Linked DNA regions of Homo sapiens: region 2 is linked to region 1. The links are chromatin contacts, found by Hi-C or POLR2A ChIA-PET in ENCODE. All regions are on one chromosome and are shown on one strand. Each heading gives the region's core, a stretch centred on a gene start or an enhancer-like site at or near the end of the contact. The rest is flanking DNA. Distances are from core to core; before and after follow the strand shown. Region 1 has its middle 100 kb from the start of LINC00474. Region 2 has its middle 52 kb from the start of PAPPA.

Region 1 (6,569 bases), core at 2,333-4,832:
GTTTTGTTTTCTGTTCTTGTATTAGTTTGCTTAGGATAATGGCCTCCAGTTCCAACATTATCTTGTTCTTTCTTATGGCTGCATGGTATTTCATGGTGTGTATCACATTTTCCTTATCCAGTCTACCGTTGGTGGGCATTTAGGTTGATTCCATGTCTTTGCTGTTGTGAATAGTGCTGTGATGCACATACGCGTGAATGTGTCTTTATGGTAGAATGATTTATATTCCTTTGGCTATATACCCAATAATGGGATTCCTGGGTCAAATGGTAGTTCTGTTTTAAGTTCTTTGAGAAATTACCAAACTGCTTTCCACAATGGCTGAACTAATTTATATTCCCGCCAGCAGTGCATAAGCCTTCTCTTTTCTCCACAACCTTGCCAGCATCTGTTGTTTTTTGACTTTTTAGTAATAGTCATTTTTACTGGTGTGAGATGATATCTCACTGTAGATTTGATTTAAATTCCTCTAATGATTAGTGACATTGAGCATTTTTTCATATGCTTGTTGACTAAATGTATGCCTTCTTTTGAAAAGTGTTTGTTCATATCCTTTGCCCACTTTGTAATGGGGTTGCTTGTTTGTTTCTTGTAAATTTGTTTAAGTTCCTTATAAATTATGGATATTAGACAATTGTCAGATGCATGTTTTGCAAAAATTTTCTCCCATTCTCTAGGTTGTCTGTTTACTCTGATGATAGTTTTTCTTTTCTTTTTTCTTTCTTCTTTTTTTTTTTTTTTGCTGTTCAGAAGCTCTTTAGTTTAATTAAACACTATTGTCAATTTTTGTTTTGGTTGCAATTGCTTTTAGCATCTTTGTCATGAAGTCTTTGCCAGGTCTTATGTTCAGAATGGTACTTCTTAGATTATCTTCCAGAGTTTTTACAGTTTTTAGCTTTAGATTTAAATTTTTAATCCTTCTTCTGTTAATTTTTGTATATTGTATAAGAAGAGGTTCCCTTTTAATCTTCTGCATATGGCTAGCCAGTTATCTCAGCACCATTTATTGAATAGGGAGTTCTTTCTCCATTGCTTTTTTTGTCAGTTCTGTTGAAGATCAGATGGTTATAAGTATGCAGCATTACTTCTGGGCTCTCTATTCTGTTTCATTGGTCTATGTGTCTCTTTTTATACCAGTATCATGCTGTTCGGGTTGCTGTAGCCTTGTAGTTTCATTTGAAGTCCAGTAATGTGATGCCTCCAGCTTTGTTCTTTTTGCTTAGGATTACCTTGGCTATTTGGGCTCCTTTTTGGTTCCATATGAACTTTAAAATAGTTTTTTCTAATTCTGTAAGAATCCCATTGGTAGTTTGATAGGAATAGCATTGAATCTGTAAATTGCTTTGGGCAGTATGGCCATTTTGACAATATTGATTATTTGTATCTATGAGCACAAAATGTTTTTCCATTTGTTTTTGTCATCTATGATTTCTTTGTCCAGTGTTTTGTAATTCTCATTATAGAGGTCTTTTGCCTCTTTGGCTAGCTATATTCCTAGGTATTTTATTTTTCTGTGGCTATTGTGAATGGGATTGCATATTGATTTGTCTCTCAGCTTGGATGTTGTTGGTGTATAGGAATGCTACTAATTTTTGTAAGTTGATTCTGTATCCTGAAGCTTTGCTGAAGTTGTGTATCAGATCAAGTAGCTTTTGGGCAGACACTGCAGGGTTTTCTAGGTATACAATCATATTTTCTGCACACAGGGATAGTTTGACTTCCTCTCTTCATATTTGTATGCCTTTTATTTATTTCTTTTGCCTGATTGCTCTGGCTTGGACTTCCAGTACTATATTGAATAGAAATGGTGAGAGAGGGCATCTTTGTCTTGTTCTGGTTTTCAGAGGGAATACTTCCAGCTTTGGCGCATTCAGTATGTTGCTGGCTGTGGGTTTTTCATAGTTGGCTCTTATTATTTTGAAGTACATTCCTTCAATGCCCGCTTTGTTGACAGTTTTTATCATAAAGGGATGTTGAATTTTATTGGAAGATTTTTCTGCATCTGTTGAGATGATCATATGATTTTTGTTTTTAATATTTCCCACAATTCTGGATGCTGGAAAACCCAAAATATGGCACCAGCAGGTTTGATTTTCTGGGGAGGGATACATCCTCTGAAGAGAAGAAATATCATGTCCTCATATGGCAGGAAGGTGGAAGGGCAAGGGACCTAACAACGCATGAAGTCCCCCCTTTTTTAAGCACCTTAATCCTGCTCGTGAGGACCGAGCACTCAAGGCCTAATCACAGCCTAAGAGCTGCATCTCCTAATACTATCACATCAGCAACACCTGAAATTTGGTGGGGAAACATTTAAATCATAGCATTCAGCCAAGCACAATATTTACATAGTCAGAACTATACAAGTAATGAATGAAATTTTATCCGATAGAATAAAGAAAGTTTGTGCAGTTGCATAAACGTTATGCCCAGATATTTAATCTGGGTATTCAAGTGATTTAATTATTTAAACCAGAAATTGTGATATAATTAAACTTGTAAGATCATGATTGAAAGATGATGGGTGTGTTTGCAAAAAATATAAGTCCTTGTGCTCTGTAAGAACTCAAAAGAAAATTTAACAACAAAGAAATAAATGATATATTTTTAAAGAAAAGGTAAGAGAGTTAAAAAGTGCCATTCCAAAAATGATAATCCAAGTAACAAAAGGGGATTGCCACTTCTTTTTAAAATGTTTTGGTCTTTTAAAAATACATAATGTAGTGCTTTCATAATTAAAAAATTGTTTTAAAAAAATGGACTCGATCTATCAATCAAATGAGAAAATTCCGACTTTCCCTGGACCAGGCTGAATTTGGCCAACTCACCCCCGACAACCTTAAAAAAGAGTTAAATGATATCTACATTAATTAAATGTATCCAGTGCATAGTAAGTCTTCACAAAAATACGGCTAATCTACTCATTATAATAAACAAGGAGTAAAATTTGGTTAATATGATTTAGTTTGATTATAAGAATTAATTAGCTTATAAATATTCTGCTTTCATAAAATAATTTCTAGAGTTCAAGAAACGCAATAATTATTCTGCCAGCTTCAATAAAATGGTGACTAGACTAACTGTAGACACACCTCCTCAAATTCTCAGTCATCAGCTTTCTAGCCATCCATCACTTAATGGGCTGCTGAGAACCCTGCAGGAGTTCAGAAAACAATTGCCAACTGACTGTCTTGCTAGGATGAGCTACCACACCACTAGAGAGAAGGAAGTAAAATTGATTTATAAGAGGCCAACATTTACAAAACACAATTCCATTGGGTTAGTTACAACTATTTAATTTCCCAAATAAAAATAAAGGGCTTACTAAGTAACAAATTACCCTTTCAAAAGAGCAAAACAAAACAAAGCAAACAAATGACAACAACAAAAATATTTTGCTATTAGATGATATTGCAATTTTGCTTTATTTTATACCTTTAAAGAATCTGTTTTCCTAAGGTTCTATATTCTGTTTCAGAAATATGTCTTTTCTGTGATGGAATGTATTCTTCCATGAATTAAAGCAATTTTCCTCTGGAACTGGTTGATACCGAAGATATTTATGACTCATCAAAACATGATAGCTTGTGACTCTTGCTCATAGAAACCCATATGTCTGAGAGACATGTTTTTCCAAATATGGGTACAACTTTTTTTCTTCTGTTACTGATGAGCCTCACTGTTCATCCCAAAGACCAAAGGCTGTGGGTGGCCTTTCTTTAACTCAGGTTTCTAGGAAAAGGAGCCAGGAGGGGTGTTTGCATCCCCACCTATGATAAATGAAACCTGCAATTGAGAATCAACTTTTAATCATTTAAAATGTATTAAAGACTTACTATGTCTAGGTATTTGTAGAGATGAGAATAAAATGGCATAGTCTCTGACCTAATGGAGGTACAAGCACATAAACATATAATTGCATACCTCTGTGAGAAGGACTGTGATAAAGGGAGGCAAAAATTATAATGAAACGTCCAAGATGAGAGTCTAAACAGGCCTGATAGCTTCTCTGAGAAATGAGGAAGAAAGAGCAAGTGGGAGCTCCCTTGAGAAATATCTAAACCAAATAAGGCCTGTGGGAGGCACACTGAACATTTACTTACTGTTTCCAAGTAAAACCTATCAAATAAATACTATTACTTTTATTCCCATTTTTAAAAGGTGCAAACAGGCATTTAGAATGAAATGACTTACCCATAATGGTTACTTCCAAAGCATTAAAGTGCTTTTAGGAAAACAGACATAAAATGTCTCACAACAATCCCCAAGAAAATGGTCTCACACAAATCCTTTTTGCTGTGAAAACAAATCCTCTTGCTATGACCTGAGTTGTTTCTGAAAAGAAATAGAAAATATTTAGTTCAGGACAATATTTTAATTAATAGGAATTAAAATATAAATTCTTGTCTGGTTTTAATGAAGATTTATTGTTATTAACTTAGTGACTGGTTTAAATGCTTGGAAATATATATATATGGATGCACATAGCTTCTATCCTTGAAAACATCACAGGCTACTGGGGGTAGAGCCTGGAAAAATCATCGCGTTTTGTCAATTTTACCTCCATTCCCTTCATTCTATTTCCAATCAGCAACCATCGTTTTTTATCTACACTTTTGTTACAGCTTCCTTTCCCATCTTACTTTCAACCTGTTTAGTGTAGCTAGAATGATCTTTTGAAATTCTTTGGTTGCATACGTGAGTTTTAAGATGGAAAAGTAAATGTATCTCTAGTTTCTTCTTCTCTCCAATTTCAATGGAATTCAGTGAAAACAAAGAGGAGAAACATGAACCTTATGCTCCTGTCTCTCATTTTGACATTCCCTTCATGCACACACATACACATACTATTCCATATTAGAAGGGATTAGACTATGAGTTGGTGAGTTCTCCTACTACTCCTAGGACTTTTCTCCCACCACCACTAATTTTTTTACAAAACTGCTAAAGAAAAAAACTAATGTTATTCAATGAGGATTATAATACAAGGGGAGACAGCATAGAATTTAGACGAATACCTACAAAAAGAAAAGGTAAAACAAAACTTACAAAGGGATGGCAATTGAAGAATACCTTTGAAAATCTTGTCAGATGAAATTACATTTGTTACCAAATATTTGGCTGAATTTATAAAATGTGAACAATTTTTTAAATTATTTAAGGGATCAAAAAATATTTGAGGACACAAGGAAAAACAAAAATGTAAACAAACAAGCAAATAGCAAGGCAGCAAGCAAGATCAGTAATGAAATAAAAGTGAAAAATATAACAGTCATTTAAACCTGCATTAAAAGCACCATCTTTATTGGTGGAAATAAGGTCAGAGCTAGGCAGACTTAAGGAAATTGACCTAAAGAAATACAAAGCAGTTTAAAACCATTAGAAAAGAAAATGTGTATGAAAGACAGACAAAGGAGATAAAATATACATATAATTGGTGTCACTGTGAATACAATCAGGAAAAATGAAAGAAAATTAAAACAAATCAAATATTTGAGTATGTCTCCTCTTTTGTATAAAATGTCAAAATATTTCCAATTCTTGGCGAGGGGGTAGGGATGGCTCACACCTGTAATTCCAGCCCGTTGGGAGGCTGTGGTGAGCAGATCACTTGATGTCAGGAGTTCAAGACCAGCCTGGCCAACATGGTGAAACCCCGTCTCTACTAAAAAATACAAAAATTAGTGAGGTGTGGTGGCACGTGCCTGTAGTCCCAGCTTCTTGGGAGGCTGAGGTGGGAGAACTGCTTGAACCTGGGAGGCAGAGGTTGCAGTGAGCTGAGATCATGCCACTGCACTCCAGCCTGAGTGACAGAGTAAGATTCTGTCTCAAAAAAAAAAAAAAAAATGCCAATTTTCGACAAAAGTGCCCCAAACCTTTCTGTATTGACTAATTTCTTCATGGGATGCTCCTGTGTACTTTCCAATGGAGCCTTTCTTCTTTTTGCTTCTTACCTTCCATCTCCACTTACCCTCCTTCCTGCCTTTGCATATGATGGTGTTGTATTTACCAGAAATGTTCCCGTACTCTTAGCACTTCCATGAACATTATCTTTGGTGAGGAACATTGTTTGTGGTGGAGAACTTTCTATCTTTTGAGGAAATCTAATTTATTTTCAGAGCACTCCAAGTTATTAATTTAATAATAATTGTTATTTTCCCCCACTAGAGAGGAAGGGCACTGAAGAAAATTTGAGGATTCCATGTGTATTTGGAGATATATTTCAGCCTTAGTAAAGCACACATTTTGATGTATTAAACAAAAGAGTGATATAATCAAATGTTTGATTTATTTTATTTTTATATTTTATTTGTCTAGATCACATTTTCAGTGACACCAATTATATTTATGTTTTATTTCTTTTGTCTCTCATAAACATTTTCTTCTCTATTTTTTTAAACTGCTTTTCATTTCTTTTGGTCAATTTTCTCAAGTCTGCCTTGCTCTGACATTATTTTAGATACCCAAAACAAGTTGTTGACTAAGTGAAAAAAATCATAATTAAAGAAAGTAAATGAAATGATAGTAAGTAACCAGGCAGAATGGGGAAATAGTGGGAAAGAATTTTG
Region 2 (6,569 bases), core at 1,662-4,161, 74 kb after region 1:
GACCAGCAAAGAGAAGAATGTTCCTTATTCAGAAGAAAGTAGGGTCTGTTTCAGTAACAACCAACCTCCATCTCTCAGTCGTTTAAAATAACAAAGGTTTATTTATTGCTTTCATCACTGGTTGACAGGGAAACTCTCCTATACGCTGTGACTTAGGAAACCAAGTTGATGGAACCACTATCTTCAATGTTGTCTCTGCACCAGAGGGAAAAAGACCTCTGGTGGGTGGATCTTCAGTTTATCCCTTAAATATTCTGGCATGGAAAAGACACATAATACTTATCTTTACAACTTATTGGTCAGGACTAGTCTCATGTTCCACTGGACTCCAGAGAGATTAGAAGTGTGCATGTGGTTATAATTATTAGGTGAGCGGCAGTAGCATCAATTCCAAGGAGAAAGCCTTGAAGAATTCCCTTACTTACAGAGCATGAGAAAGGATCTTGAACAAAGGAGCAATGAAAAAGGTGCATGCAGATTTCTGGTATAGTTCAAGACACAGATTTTCGTAGGCTCTGATAAAATGCTCTTTCCAGACTTCTCTTCCAAATTTGTTTCTCCTTGCAAGGGGGGAGTTGTACTGCTGGAGAACTACTGGAAATTCTATGCTGTCCCAAGTTTGGCTATGATATTCCAATTTTAAACCATTTCTCTTCTTTCCCACTTAAGGTCACACCTTTTTTGGATGGGAATGTTGATTCACCATGTTTCCAGCCCTCACCTGTGTCATTCTTTCTTCCTGAAATCCCTCCTTGTTTCCTGACTTGTTTTTACTTAGTGATCAACTTTTCCTTTCTTTCATGATTTAAGAAGGTTAGACAAGAATCATCCCACTTGACCTTTATTGCTTTCACTCTTGGTGTTCTCTTACTCAAACTTTGGTGCATGCCTTCATGGAGCCCCACCCATGGATGGCCTGTTCTCCTGTCTCCACTACATTCAACCCTTGTCCTAAAGCCAAACACCCTGATCAACCCACAAGTCATTTTTTTCACCTTACTCAAGGTAGTGTGATGTAGTATAAACTACATAGAATGTGGAACAGACAGACTGAGTAAAGCCTTGACTGTACCACTTCTAGTCCCCTGACCTTGGATACGTTACTTTTCACTTCACTAAATCTTTCTTTCCTCATCTGAAAAATGGGGTCCATGATGCAAAAGCTCACAGAGCAGTAGTGATGATGGTAGGAGAAGGTGGTATATAGGAATGAATACAATTCCAGTATCAGTTATCTATGACTAAATACCAAACCACTCAAACGCTTTGTGGCTTAAAACAAAACAATTTCTCACTGCCCACAAGTCTTTAGATTTTCTGGGAAGTTCTTATCTGTCCAGGCTGTGAAGACATCAGCTGTTGTCACACATGTGTTTGCAGCCTTCTGGTGGGTCAATTGGGGCTGGCTAGTCTAGGACAGCCTCATTCATTGCTTGGCAATTGGCTGTCAACTTGGGAGATGGGTCACTTGACCAACCATGTGTCTTACATTATCTAGCTAGCCTGGGCTTGTCTTCATGGCAGCTGGCAAGGATCTAGGAGACAAAGCAAATGTATGTAAGACCTCATGGACCTACATTCAAAACTAGCACAGTCACTTCTGCCACATTCTACTGGCAAAGCAAAATCCAAGGCTAGCCCAGATTTGAGGGTTAGAGAGAAAGACTCCACTTAATGGGGGAAGCTGTTAAGTAGCATTTCAAAAGATGTGGATACAGGAATAAGTGGAGGTATTAGAACCATTTTGTAAGCAATCTGTGAGAGTTCTATTTTCTTTCTTCCTCTTTCAAGCCTCCTGAATGGTCTTGCCAATTGTGAGTTTCTTGAAGTCAGGGGCTACGTTATATACATTTCTATTTTTCATATTTCCTAAGCATCCAATGAACATTACCACTATCATCACTACCATTCATTAAGTGCTGGCTATATTCAATGCTCTGTTTTAATCACTTTTTAATACATCACTTCGTCCTTATGACTATTCTTTTTGTAATTACTGCTCTTGACTATCTTCCCATTCCTATATACTTAGTAAGTTCCCAGTATAATCCTACTAAAGACACTTTTTTTCTGCCTCAAGCTATTCCATGGGGTTAACACTTGTTTTGTGGTTGCAGGAGATGGGGCCAGAAGTGAATAAGTGAGTCAATCAATCCCGTCTTTGACTTCTTCCAAAATCCACTTCTGTGTATCACCTGTCTCACCTCCAGTTCACCCTACAGACTTGTTATCCTGGATTGAATTCAGCCTCCCATGAACTCTTGTAATACTTCTCGTGCCTCACAGTACCCATATTACTCATCTTGCTCACCCACACACCTCCTACTCCCCTCCATTCATGTCTTTGCATACAATCCTCCCAGCCCTTTGCTTATGTGAGTTTATCACAGTTATTTTTCAGAGAGAGATACCATAAACCCTATGCTTAGTCATAAAGAACGATGATAACAGCAATGCCTTTCTATTGCCAAGTGCTTGTCCTGACATCTCATTTGATTTCTGGAACCACCCAGATAGATACGTGAAGCTAGTATAACAGTCCCTGTTTACAGGCAGGAAAACTGAGGCATTGAAAGGTTTAGTGCCTTGCCCAAAGTCACACAATATATTGATGTTCAAGACAAGAGGAAAACTTGGGATTTATAATGTATAGACCAGCAATGGTTCTACCCTCTTATCATTCAATGTGATTTATTTAGAAGTTTCTTAGTTTTCTCTAGCTTTTTTTGTCCGCTATGCAGCAATGCTAACTCAACATAAACAAAGGACATCTCGTGGACATTGATTATATGCTAAGCACAATTCCAACATGGAAGGCATGTGAAGTCTGTCCATCCAAGGAGAAACACTGGTGTGTTGTATACAAAAGTTCTTTGTATTTAGGCAACCCTGGTTAAGCCTCTATCTCTTACTCATCTTGAAATCTTGGGCAAATTACACAATATGTTTGATCCACAGTTTCCTCCTTCTTTAGAAGTGAGAATTAACCTTCACACCATAGGTTTATTAGGAAGATTAAATGAGATGAAACAAATAAAGCTATGACACATTGGAGCCCTTCTGCAGACTATTATTACTGTTAATAAATATGAATGAGGTAAGAATGAGTCATGTTACTCAATTGCTCAACTGTTCCCTGTTCAATCTTCATCACATTTATGTCCCTGTTATTCATTCCGTGTTTGTCTGCCAAAGATATAAGCCATTTTTTTTTGTCTTACATGCCAAATTCCCTGATGACCCTCCTAGCTCAGAGGGGTATTTTGAAACATAAGTGATAAGTGACTTATTCATTCTATTAAGCTTCTTTTTTTCCCTTAGGCAAAGGTGAAGAAGAGATTGAGGGAACAGTAGCTTAGGAAAACATTGATATCCAAAAAAATTGGTAGAGACACAATACTGAGTTCTTGTCTCTAAACCACTACAGAACTCAACTTCTGATAGTAAATACAGCAGCCTGGATCATGATGCTAAGGGCAATAGTCTGTTCAAATCTAAAATTCTTTGAAGTCAATTTTACATGTTTTGTTGCTTTTCAAATTTTATTTAGATGTATCAGAACTCACTAAAGTTAAAGACCAATTTAGACAAATGATAAGGATTTCCTTCCAATACCTCGATGTTGTAATAGTAAGTACTGTGTATATAAAATTTGTTTTGTGATTCTTTGTTTACAAGCAGGTTTGCATATATTTCTTTCTACTTAGTTATCTAAAGACCCATGTTAGTTAAAGTAATATTACAGTTCATCTGTAAAATTGGAGAAGAAGAAATTGGACTCAGGATGTGAAGCAGCATGTCCAAGTTTGTGGTGTTAATGATGGGAGAGTTGGAACTTGAATACATATTCTCTAGCACCAGTGCTTTCCCACCCCAGCCTAGCGACCTTTCAAAATCAGTGGCTGTATTGGAATAGGATAAAATGGGACCAAAGATGGTCTGAGCATTGAATTTTCTTCCACACTCAGCTATACAGGAAAGTTTACAAAGCATGACTTCCTTCTTGAAGAGTGGAAAGTTGGAAAGCACTGAATGGATCCGTAAAAGACAGATCACTCTGTGAAGGAGCAAGGAAGAAACTGAATAATTCAGTGAACGTTAATGGGCTTTTCAGAACATGACAGCCGTCCGTTCCCATTCCCAAACCAGATGGTCACTGAGCCAACATTCTTCCTGTCTGATTCTTTTGGGCAGCCTGGAGACAAATAAGGAGTGCTTTCTAGTAGGTGGAGGCTCCTCGACTTGTGAGAAAGGTTGTCTTTACCCTTTCTACATGCTGACTTACACGGCTGTTGATTTGCTTGGTGCTGATTTACACAGATGTTGGTGGGGCTAAATGAGGTGGTAAGAATCTTGAGGGCTTCTCTCCTTTTGGACCTATTGTTATACACCAGGGCAGTGGAGATATACCAGGTAGAGTTTCCTGGCCACTCTATAGCTAGATCACATCTCTGATGTCATGATGTCAGTTACCATTACGGATGTTATCTTCCCATCTGTAAAACAAGAGAGCTAGGCTTCTATCTCTGAGCACTCTTTGAGTTCCAAAATGTTACAGTTCTCAATCACTTACTAAATTTTTTCGTGTCAACACTAACAGATCTATATCATTCTTTTTAATGACCACATTGAATACCACAGTGGAAAGTCTTGTTTTGTGTTGCTGTTTTGTTTTAGTAAAAAGCCTTCAGTGATAGACATTGTTTTTTTAGTCTTTTGATATTGTATACAATTTTCTAGTGTACTTGCATATTAGTGTGTTTGTGCAAATACTTTTGAAGGTAGCTTTCTTGAAAAGGATTGGAGAGGTCAGGGCACATGCATATTTTAAAATTAAATTGATATTGCCAAGTTCACTTCCCAAAAACTAATGCCATTAGCATTTTATTCCATTAAATCTCAAATGACTCTAAAGACTACTGTAGAAGCAGAGCCTCTATCAGATCTTGTCCAGAATATTGATGATGATGATGATGATGATGATGATGATGATGATAATGATGGTCATGGTCAACATTTGTAATAGTCTTACAATGTAGAAGTATTATGCTATGCATCATTCAGACCTTGTAGGTATTGCACATGAGATAAAGGAAACACAGAGAAATAAAAGTAACTTGTCCAAAAATAGATCGCTAGTAAATGGAAGAGCTATGATTTAAGCCTGTTTCTTTATGACTCTAAAGCCTACTCTACCACTGCAAGAGTACACAAGTGCTTACCATACACTAGTATTATGAGATGTTCCGCTAGGAAAAACTGCATAGTAAATGAAAGGGTTCTGTGACCAAACAATTTTTGGAAACTTTTTATATAGCCTGTACAATTTTGGAGATTCACAGTACTCATTAACTAAATAAATGCTCTAGGAAGGTGTTTAACCAAGCCAAATAAGCATTTTTCAAACTTGCTTGATTGTAAAACCCTTACATTAAAACATGCCTATTCTGAGGAACACAGTTTGAGAAATGTTTTCCTGCTTGTACAGTATCTCTATGATTCATCCATAGAACCTCAGGAATTTTTTAAGTTGTTTAATGTCATTTCCAAGAAAATATGGACATGGATAACATTCTTCCCAACAACATTTGCAGAAATGGGAGCTTACTACCTTATAGACCAGTGAATTCCATCTTGGGATTCCTCTGTTGTTAGAAAGTTGTTTCTCACAAAGTCAAGCCTACACATCTTTGTGAAATGTAATCATTGGATCTAATTCTATTCATTTGCAGTTTCATAGAATACACTGAATCCCACTTTTCAGATTTTTGTTACCCATGATCACATCTTAGTCCATTCCTCATCATCTTATCCCTTCATAGCTCAAATTTCTTGCTTGTTCTTACCTGGCTTGTTTTTGTCATCACTTTACTGTCAACATGATTCCCTCTTTAACACACTACTCTTTGTCTGTATTGGTAGCAAAGTATAATTCCCACAACTGGATACTCCATTCTGACCGTGGGTGGCCCAGCCTGAATCAGGATAAAACCAGATTCTCTTGCTCTAAGCATTCCATTTCTATTAACATATCCTAGTTTGAAATAGTTTGGTTTTACAGCCACAGCACACTGGAAACTCCAAGTGAACGTAAAAGCAGTTCAACCTCTTAATATCTATTAATTTGAAAGGGAGGTGGTGTTGATTGTAGCAACTATTGAATAAAGCAGACATATAGGTGATTACAAAGTTTTGTTCAGTACAGCTCTGACCTCAAAGTAATATTTAGCTTTGTGGTCTCCTGGCTTAAAGAGTCCTCTCTGTACTCAGATAAGTTGATAAATTAAGGTAGGAGAGGTGAAGGGAAACAGTAAAAGATGAATTATAGTAACTATTTGGCAAAATTTGCAAGAAAGTTAAAAATATTGAAAGTACAGACCAAAGAAAAAGAATTACAAACCAAAGTAAGAAGAGAGCATAACTAGTATGACCTGGCATTTTGCATGCATCTTCTCTCTTAATTCTCATATCATGAACTATTTTTAAAGTGCAGAAACTAAGAATTTGAAAGGTTAAATGACTTGTCCATATAGCCAGCTGGTAAAATATAGAATCAAGTTTTCTGCCTA

What was found. Hi-C counts contacts between places; a loop is a spot of excess contacts on that map. ChIA-PET counts read pairs that join two places held with the same protein, here RNA polymerase II (POLR2A). Pooled maps may share reads with other maps.
Region 2: a pooled map shows a loop between it and region 1 (3-fold over the local background). The contact joins two enhancer-like sites. A Hi-C loop is called at or near these places in 1 of 168 maps with a recorded cell type or tissue (mammary epithelial cell) and 1 of 50 pooled maps. POLR2A ChIA-PET finds 5 or more read pairs at or near these places in 2 of 52 experiments (AG04450 and OCI-LY7).

The regions. Positions count from the first base shown.
Region 1 is chr9:116,024,114-116,030,682 of GRCh38, forward strand. No RefSeq gene overlaps it. Among named protein-coding and RNA genes, the nearest start is that of LINC00474, 100 kb to the left of the region's middle. Within about 2 kb of position 3,583, at least 2 of the 41 ENCODE cell types and tissues checked have a DNase peak (open chromatin) inside an H3K27ac peak, as active enhancers do; they include mammary epithelial cell, where a contact is called at or near this core.
Region 2 is chr9:116,098,625-116,105,193 of GRCh38, forward strand. No RefSeq gene overlaps it. Among named protein-coding and RNA genes, the nearest start is that of PAPPA, 52 kb to the right of the region's middle. Within about 2 kb of position 2,912, at least 2 of the 41 ENCODE cell types and tissues checked have a DNase peak (open chromatin) inside an H3K27ac peak, as active enhancers do; they include mammary epithelial cell, where a contact is called at or near this core.